2 separate regions of the Homo sapiens genome follow, and region 2 is linked to region 1. A link is an interaction called in ENCODE POLR2A ChIA-PET data of the cell type or tissue named here. Cell type or tissue: OCI-LY7. All regions are shown on one strand. Region 1 overlaps PTPN22 (protein tyrosine phosphatase non-receptor type 22). Region 2 overlaps RSBN1 (round spermatid basic protein 1).

Region 1 (5,000 bases):
ATGTAACCAATATAAAATAATTATCAGATATTTGGCATTTTTTACTAAGTCTTCAAAATCCAGTGTATATTTTATATTTATAGCTAATCTCAATTAGGATGCCAAATTTTGGAAATATTTTATTTCCATTTAGATTTAATAAAACTTACATTTGAAAAATTTTCACATACTCAAACAGCTTTCTGATAACTGAATTGCATGTCAGTTTTTAAGTTTAAATCAATTAAAATAATTGAGTTCCCCAGTCACATTAGCCATATTTTAAATGCTCAATAGCTGTATGTGGCTGGTGGATGCAATATTGGACGGCACAGGATTAAAAGCTCTGGCTGGCAGTTAAAGATATCTAATTAATAGAAATGGGCAAGTGATTTGTTAATCTTAAAAGCATACCTTGTTTTTAACTGTAAAACATAGGGTCTACTGAGAAAACAAACAAATAGGATTCTTAGGAGAAAAAAAAAATCCTCTGAGAATCACGTGGCATTCCCAAACTGAAAACTATGAAGATGACATAAGTTTTATCTAGGTACACTCAGGTAAGTTCTGCTGCCAATTTCCCTCTCCTTTTTCTTCTTTCCTTTGTTTTAAGGTCAGCAGGTACTAGAAAGTAACTTACCTTTCCCATTTCATACTCCATGCATGCCATAACAATGATCTGGGGGATGAAATAGATAGAAACTTAAACATTCATATATAGTTAGAAAGAGCAGTTAATACATGGATCCCAGACTCAGAAAGTATTAACCGTTCTTTTTTCTGTTTTGTCGTTTTTTTTTAACCAAAAAATAAATCCTGGTGACTTATAAAATATTGCTGCTACTCTTCCTTCATTCTGACAATACTTCCCCTTTCTCTGTTCAGACCAGTAATCTTGTTACCAAATGAGCCTGTCAAGGTAAGAACTTTCTCATTTTTAAATTTATTTTTATTATTTTTTAAAACTTATTTATTTTTGAGACAGGGTCTCATTCTGTCACCCAGGCTGGAGTGCTGTGGCACAATCTCAGCTTACTGCAGTCTCAACCTCATGGGCTCAAGCGATTCTCCCATATCAGCTTCCCCAGTAGCTGGGACTACAGGCACACACCACCACTCCCAGCTAATTTTTGTATTTTTTGTAGAGACAGGGTTTTGCAATGTTGCCCAGGCTGGTCTAGAACCCCTAGGCTCAAGCTATCCACCCCTCTTGGCCTCCCAGAGTACACCTGGCTGAGAACTTTCATTTCCTTGGACAAGAATGGCATTGTGATTCTGACTAAAAGATGCCTGAACCCTGAAGTTCCACTGACCAATTTTTTAAAAGCACTGTTTTTAATAAAGTAGAGAATAAAGTAACAAAAGCAACACCATACTTACAAGGACACTATATTCCCAAATCATCCTCCAGAAGTCCAGGAGGGTTGTAGATAAAGGACCCTGGGTGGCAATATAAGCCTTGGGTCCATAAACTCCCTAAAGGGGAACAGAAATTACACGGGGTGACTACAAATAATACCCTGTTCTCACCTAGTCCTCCGCTTCCTTTTTTTTTTTTTTTTGAGATGGTCTCACTGTGTTACCCAGGCTGGAGTGCAGTGGCATAATCACAGCTCACTGCAGCCTTGACCTCCTGGCTTCAGGCAATCCCCTTTCCTCAGCCTCTCCAGTAGCTGGGACTACAAGCGCATGCCACCACACCTGGCTAATTTTTTAACTTTTTGTTGAGATGGGGTCTCATATGTTGCCCAGGCTGGTCTGAAATTCTTGCGTTCAAGTGATCTTTCCGCCTCAGCCTCCCAAAGTGCTGGGATTACAGGCATGAGCCACTGAGTCCAGCCAGCCCTCCCCTTTTTTTGGGTATCTAGAGAAATATGGAATGCTTTTATTTTCTTTCACTGTACCTTAATGAAGTTGGCATTGATGTAGCTGGAATCCTCATCAGAGGTTATCAGGGATAGTTCTACCCGGCTATAATCATCTATAATACAAAAGACAGACATAGTACAATTAAGAGGGCTTAGTCAGCAGATTTAAATCAGGGCCTAACACTGTGAATAGTGTATGCTCATGAGTGAACAAGTGAGTGAATGAATGAATGAATGAATGAATATTCTTTTGCAGTCATAAATAGTACAAACTAAGTTGTCAATGCCATGTTCCAAGATCAGGATCAGTAAGCAATGGGTACAAAGAGATAGTAATGATTGAATTTGGGAGAAAGTATGAGTTTATAGAGAGAAATGGAACTTACAGGGCAAAATATCCTTATATCTGTTTTTCTTGATATTCTTGGGCTTCTCAGCCACAGTTGTAGGATAGGTTTTGTCTGCCTTGTACTTGGTAGATTGCCTTTTCAGCTTCTGTAATAAGATTCCAAGAAAAATTAATCTTCCTAGAGAAATGAGGTAAGAAGCTATCTCTAAAGAGCTTTCCTTTTCCACTGGCAAAACATTCTACCTCAACCCTTTTATTATCTTCTGGTTCTGACTCCGTTCAGGACAGAGCTGCAGAGCATAAGGAGACCTGAGTTCAGTGACATTTGGGGAAGTGAAAAGATCACACTTACTGCAGCTGAGCCATAGATAGCGTGAACTTAAAAGTGAAACTTGTGAATATTTTAAGAACCAAATATCTTCTGGAAGCAAGCTATATGCTCCACCCAATGGGCAGATATTAAAAGCTTAATTTACTTTCTTTATAACTGCTTTTTAGTTAAATGGTCAACTGGAAAATAATTAAGTTCTATTAGTCTTTTTACTTCAGATCGCTTTTTTTTCTAAGTGGAAGTGGAGCTTAAGCTGAATAAAATTTCTCTATATCTAGCAAAATTTCAAAGATTTCAGTTCCAAAAGCAGTCACTTTTTTTTTTTTTTTTTTTTGAGATAAAGTTTCACTCTGTCACCCAGGCTGGAGTGCAGTGGCTTGACCACAGCTCAATGCAGCCTCAACTTTCTGGGCTCAGGTGATTCTTCCACCTCAGCCTCACCTCCCACCTCAGCCTTACCTCCTGAAAGCTGGGACCACAGGCACAAGCATCACACCTGGATAGTTCTCATATTTTCAGTAGAGAAGGGATTTCACCATGTTGCCCAGGCTGGTCTCAAACTCCTGGGCTCAAGCAATGCACCTTCCTTGGCCTCACATAACTTTTATTACTGTAGATTATCATAATTGTTCTATTGTATTACTAGCTATTATTGCTAATCTCTTATTGTGCCTAATTTATAAATTGACCTTAATTATAGATATGTATGTATAGGTAAAAACAACATAGTGTACGTAAGATTTGGTACTATCTGCAGTTTCAGGCATCTACTATAGGTCTTCAAACACATCCTCCGTATATAAAGAGAGCCTACTGTAGTTTGAATTCCTCTGGATTTTCAGAACTGGATTTGAGAGGAGAGATACTGAACTGATATCTTTTTGTTTGTTTGTTTGTTTAACTTTGAACCCCAAGAAGCTACTGAACTATCTTTATAGCATATTTTTACTTCAAGATGGATATGGATACAAGTGGACTAATTTGGGAATTTAAGGACACATGAAAGACTAGGCTGAATTTCAGCTGAAGTTACACCAATTTTTCAAATCTCCCTGCTCTTAAGCAACTTCAGAATGATCATTTTCAGGTTGCTGTTGATCCCAGGGCTGCTGAAAAGATCTCAAGTCCCAGAACAGTTTCTTCTAGGAGTCTCCAGAACTAAGCTCAGTGCATACTCCTTGTTATACTGTTTTTATTTATTTTTGTTTTATTTTGCTTGTGGAACGCTTTCTAGGGAGAATGCTATACACAAAGCCCTTTGCGTAAGATATCCTTCAATTAATTTGGCAAAATGTTACAGATAAAGGTGATGGGTGTGTGTGTGTATGTGTGTCCTATATTTGTTTAGCTGCCTTCACTGCTACCTTCAACAATAAGGCAGAATGGCTTTCATTTTTCCTACTCCTTTCCTCCCCCTCGAGTAATCTAGCTGGATGACAAAAGCAGACACTCTTAGCAAAACATCACACAGGAAATGCCTACAGAATTATTCATTTGTAATGTATGAAAGATTTGATTTTTTTCCCTCAAACATCTTATCTTAAGGTCATACCACTGTGAAGTCTTCCTTTTTCTTTCTGTTTTTTTGTTTGTTTGTTTTTGTTTTTGTTTTTGAGACAAAGTCTTGCTCTATCGCCCAGGCTGGAGTGCAGTGGCATGATCTCGGTTCACTGCAACCTCTGCCACCCAGGTTCAAGCAATTCTCATGCCTCAGCTTCCAAAGTAGCTGGGGTTACAGGCGCCCGCCACCATGCCTGGCCAATTTTTTGTATTTTTGGTAGAGACGGGGTTTCACCATGTTGGCCAGGATGGTCTGGAACTCCTGACCTCGTGATCTGCCCGCCTTGGCCTCCCGAAGTGGTGGGATTACAGTCGTGAGCCACCGCGCCCGGCCAATTTTTTTTTGTATTTTTAGTAGAGACAGGGTTTCGCCATGTTGGCCAGGCTGGTCTTGAACTCCTGACCTCAAGTGATCCCCCCACCTCGGCCTCCCAAAGTGCTGGGATTATAGGCATGAGCCACCGCGCCCGGCAGGCTTCATTTTTCTCTTCCACCTCTCTTCCTGCCAGACTCCCGGGCTCCAATATCCCAAGAAAGAACAAATTAGGGCAAAATTAGGGCAGAAAAAGTAATAAACTACACCAGAAAAGGAGGAACCCTGAAAGTAGAAAGCAAAAGGGTATAAAAGAGGAAGCAGGGTCATGGGGATGGGTTTAAGTTTGTGAAGAAAAGATATGAGATCTAAAGGGTGAAGGTATTTCTTTGCCAACTACAAGGTAGGGGTGTGAGTTCCCTAGAGGAAGTACCATCAAGAGAAGTCAGGGGAATAGTTGCCAAGAGGATAAAGTGAAGAGACTGGGTGCGGTGGCTCACACCTGTAATCCCAGCACTTTGGGATGCCGAGGCAGGCAGATCACTAGGTCAGGAGTTCGAGACCAGCCTGGCCAGCATAGTGAAACCCCGTCTCTACCAA
Region 2 (5,000 bases), 89 kb before region 1:
CAAATTGTACAGCTTTCAAAACTCCAACAGCAGCCGTACTCTGCCAGTCAAACCCCTGACCGACATGATCAGCATGAGCTCTAGTCCTATCTTCAAAGAGAACTTCGCGGGGTTCACTGGTCCGAGGTAGGTACTGGAGATTTTTTATTTCATTCATTGATCTAGAGTTGATTTGGTTGTTAAACAAAGGGTAAGCAAGGAAGAAAGAGACCAAAAAAAAATTAATTAATAGCAGTAAGGCAAAAAAGTCTGCTAAAATACCAGATTTAAATAAGATGAGGACTGAGAAGGGTTCAATGATTATGATCATTAGCATTTAACACACTATATTATAATGCTTAATGTAATTACCTTCCTCTCCCTGTGTGCCATAATAAAGCTGAAAATATATCTTAGATTAGGCTCAAATGTAGTGCTTCTGTTCTAGCAACAGAAAATAAAAGTCAAAGTTTAAGGCTTCTTTACCCTCATTCATCTTATTTCCAACTCTCAAAATATGCTACTAGTGAGGCTGCCCTCACACAGTTAACAAAACTCTGGATGGAAATATAGCTATAATTAAGCATTAATCAGGCTGCACTTAGACCCACTTTCTTATAACTAAAAGTCAGGTAACACTAGATACTGACCATTTGCATCCCTGTTGTTCCTACAGATAGAATTTCTTGGAAGTGGGAAAACCTTTTTGTGAAAAAAAAAATATATATATATATACTTTTTTTAAAAAAGAATTCTAGTGTTAGCATCATAAGGCTTTTGTTTAAGATAGAATCTCTGATGTTAAGAATGGCTTAAGCAGATCCTGAATTCTGGCAAAACAGCTGCTGCCAACCAATTTAAAGACCCCCACAGAAAAACCTAATCAGCATGATAATAGTTTATTCATCCCTTTGTCCATGACTTCACTTTGTACTCTCGGACCAATAAACATCTCCACACATCAGCCCATTCCAAAACCTTTAAAAACCCTCACCCCCAAACTCCTCAGGGAGACAGATTTGAGATTTCCTCCCATCTCCTCCTTTAGTGGCCCTACAATTAAACTTTCTCTGTTGCAGTCTGCTGTTTTGGTGTACTGACTTGCCATGTGCATCAGGCAATGACCCTATTATAGTTAAACTAGAGTTCTGATTCAAGATTGCAAACCAGGCATCCATGTTATCTCCTTCTACATTAAAATGAAAGTAAAAGTCTTCAAACCAATAATAGGGGAAGTGGGGATTAGATGGGAGAATGGATTAGAGTACAGATGAAACAGAATTAGCCATGAGTTGACAGCTGTTGATTGTATATTAAACACACAGCAGTTTATTATATTGTTTTCTGCTTTTTTATGTGCTCAAGAATTTCTAAATATAATAATCTAAAGATGATAGTGAATAAGAAGCAACAAAGGAAATGAATTAATGAATGAGCAATATCAACAAACTTTTGCAAGATGGAAAATGATCCTAGTACCTGAGACTAATAAAACTGTGCAGAGAAAGCCACAGGCATAGAATACACAAGAAGGGATCAGCAGCCAAAAAGGCAGCAGACCTGCCCAACAGACCTTGGAAAAGCCTGAGTCCAAAAAGAAGCCAGGCATAATAATGATGAACAGAAATGAAGTGAGGCTGAGAAAAGGGGAATTAAAGTGAAATTCTGCAAATAAACAAGTCATCCCTGCAGGTAGAAATGTAGACAGACATTTAGCCCCACATGGAGTAGACTATGGCTACCCACCCAGCATCCATTCCTCCCCTTTAATTCCCTGACAGAACCCTAATTTTTATTAGGCATCTCATTCTGCCCTGTATGTGACCTCATTCACAAGCTCCAGAGTTAATTTCTGATGAGTACTGGTAAATTATGGTAAGCTCATTTCCCCTGACAGTGACTGATTTAGGAATAGACATGAACTGATTCTGTCTAATAGTATGAAAGGAAATATGCTGAAGAGACTTCTGGGAAGTTTCCTAGCTCCTAAGAAAGAAGTACAAGAAAAGATACTATCTTCTTCTATTAGATATAGCCAAATCAAGATGTGATGTCTAGAACTGCCTCAGCCATCTAGCAACTATAAAGGGAGCTAGTGTAAGTAAATAGCCTAAGCCAAGAGAATGTTAGAACAGAGAAAAGGAAAGAATCTGGTCCCTTGATAACAGCACTGACACACTGACCATATGGTGCCTAGAACCAACCTCTCTGGACTTCTCGATATACAAGACAGACATTTTATTTTATAAACAAGTTTGAACCAAAATTTTTGTTGCTTATAGCCAAAAACATCCTGATAAACTTTCAGCCAGAAAAACTGCACATTCTCTAAACACATGGAAATTGCCACAAAAATAGAACATAATCCTCTGAAATTTGGGCACATCATTTAGTGTCCATTTCTATGCCTGTTCACTCTAAGTTGACAACTGACAATTGTCTACCTGTTGACAAGACTCACCAAAATATAAATAGAACTCACAATAGACCCAATGCTTTATTTTAACATATGAATGGGTCAACCGAGAATCACCAGCTTCTGAAGATAGCAGCCTGACAGAGAAAAACCAAAATGAACAATGCTAAAATTTTAAAACACCAAAGAAAGGTTAGAAGACAAAAGTCCAGTAAATGTCTCCGAATCAAAAGCAAAAAGATAATAGGAAATATGAGGACCATCAAACCAGGAGCTCTATTATTCAACCAATAGTAGTTTCAGAAAGAAATAAGAGAAAATGAAGAAGAAATTACCAAACCAATTAAGTAAGAAAAATTATCAGAAAGGAAAGGAGACATGAATCTTTCAATTTAAGGTGACTACTAAACAACAAAAAGTATAATTAAAAAATAAGAATGAAAGACTCAAGACATATTGTGAAATTTCAGACTGCTGATGATAGAGGATGCTATAAGCTTGCAGACAAGAAAAAAATAGGATACCTACAAAAGAATAAAAATTACACTAGCATTAGGACTTCTCATAAATAATATTAGATGCCAGAAGACAACAGAGCACTGCTAAAAACACTAAGAGACAACACAACTTCTGGACTTCAGCTAAATTATAAATCATGTTTATTAACAGAAAAAGAAATTTTCAGACATATAATAACTCAGAATACCTCCTTTTTCTTAAGACTATTCCTTGAGAATGTGTTTAAGCAAGAGAAGGAAATAAATCTAGGAAAACAACAACCATAGGTTAATGCAGAAAAGCATTAAATAGGAAGTCCTAGGTGGATAACTGAAATAAGCCTTCTATAGGCAGAACACAGAGTTCCAAAAGATATCCACATAAAAAAACTGATATGTTACAGCAGACAGTATGAAAAAAATTCTAAAAGGCATGAGGATATGATAAAAGAACAGAATGCTAGGTAACTACCAACACCAATGTCCTCTCAAAAAAAAAAAAAAAGGTTATAAAAGAAAGCCATAGTCAAACAGATGAGAAAGTCAGCGTGGTTCTGGAAGAAAGTAATGTACCTTAACTCTAACCCTATAAGCAGTAAGGAGAATGGAAGCAATAAATAAAAAGATGGGAAGCAATAAAGAGAACAGAAGATATTTAGGATGGTCAAGAAAAGTTTATGTTCCTACCTCAAAAAAAAAAAAAAAAAAAAGGAGGGTAATCAGAAACTGCAGGAAAAACAGAACACTTTTTTATGTTCCTACCTCAAAAAACAGGGCAATCAGAAACTGCAGGAAAAACAAGACTTTTTTTTAAAAGAAGTTATGGTACCAAATATAAAACTTTCAAAAAATGTGACATGGTTTTAAGTACGTAGGTGAAATATAGAAAAGAAAGATGCTTTTGCATATTCTTCCTTTGAGTGATGATATAACATTGAAACCTTAGAATATGAATTAATAACTTAATAGCTGGGTCTGCAGTAAACATAGCTAGCCATAATATTTTAGAATCCACTTATTGACAAGGCATGTAAGACCTAATGATAATTTTAAAAACAGAATATGAATTAACCCCAGCAATGTGTAGGGACAGCTGACTGAAAGAAGAAATGAGGAGGAAGAGGATAAAGTAGGGGTCATCTAACTATTCAGAGAACATGTAAGAGGACGGAATACCTGCTATCATACCAAAAAATCAAAACCTGTATAAAAACATGACATGTATATCATACATATATGCAACTATTATATACACAAGATTAAAAAAATTTTTAATTAAAAAAAAACCCTGCCAAAGCCTTTTTAAAAAAGTATTATAAACAAATGGGTTTTGCCTCTCGTAAAAATATATTTGCCTCTGGGAAGGAAAAGTGGGCAGGATTTTCCATTGTAAGTCTTGCTGTATTATTTTATTTTTAAAAAACTCTGTACACATATTTCTTTAACTCTAGAGTTCATAAATCCAAAGATGAGCTTCAGTAGCAGTGTCCTTGGTAACTGAACAGCTTCTCACATTTTTATTCCACCATTTTCCACAAGTTTTCACTAACACAAAAAGATGGACATTAGTATTTACATTTTGATTCATTCAATTCTAATTCAAAATGCTTCTGAATGCCTCACTTAAGAATATTTAATACCAACAGAAATAAAATTTGATGGCACCTCAGATGCATTATTAAATAAATGATGTTGGTACAGCTGCCTAACTACCTGGAAAAACATGTAAATCTCTTCCTCTATACTGAAGCCAATTCCAGGTGGATTAAATATGTAAATACTGAAAGCACAGAAGTACTAAGAGAAAATGTAGGTGAGTATTTTATAACACTGAATAAAAGAAGGCTCTTCTAAGCCTATTGCTAAAGGAGAAACCTCAAAGGATAGATCATATAAACAAAAACTTCTGTAAGTAAAGAAAAAAACACCGAAGCTGAAAGCCAAAAAAAGATAAAAACTTGGAACAGAAGGGAAAAAAAGCTTAATAGTCATAATATATATGGGATTTTTACAAAAGAAAAACACCAAAATAGAAACATGTATAAAGGAAATTAAAAGGAAATCACCAAAGACAAAATAAGAAACCCCTCAAAAAACAGCAAATTAAA

Evidence for each region. Peaks named below come from ENCODE experiments on the same cell type or tissue, not always from the same donor. Only the 100,000 strongest peaks of a DNase experiment are listed, where the experiment ranks them.
Region 2: POLR2A ChIA-PET joins it to region 1 with 8 read pairs; 5 of 35 experiments call an interaction of 5 or more read pairs at or near these places.

The regions. Positions count from the first base shown.
Region 1 is chr1:113,857,119-113,862,118 of GRCh38, forward strand. PTPN22 (protein tyrosine phosphatase non-receptor type 22) reads right to left here. Exons shown (of 21, transcript NM_015967.8): 2 at 2,234-2,342; 3 at 1,884-1,960; 4 at 1,360-1,455; 5 at 620-658. All of the region lies in intron 3 of AP4B1-AS1 (AP4B1 antisense RNA 1), which reads left to right. Among named protein-coding and RNA genes, the nearest start is that of PTPN22, 12 kb to the right of the region's middle. In OCI-LY7, no CTCF peak of the experiment used is centred here; DNase peaks (open chromatin) are centred at 1,473, 2,543 and 4,753; H3K4me3 peaks cover 3,831 bases; H3K27ac peaks cover 4,805 bases.
Region 2 is chr1:113,768,229-113,773,228 of GRCh38, forward strand. It overlaps RSBN1 (round spermatid basic protein 1), which reads right to left. Exons shown (of 7, transcript NM_018364.5): 5 at 1-161. Among named protein-coding and RNA genes, the nearest start is that of PHTF1, 11 kb to the left of the region's middle. In OCI-LY7, no CTCF peak of the experiment used is centred here; no DNase peak of the experiment used is centred here.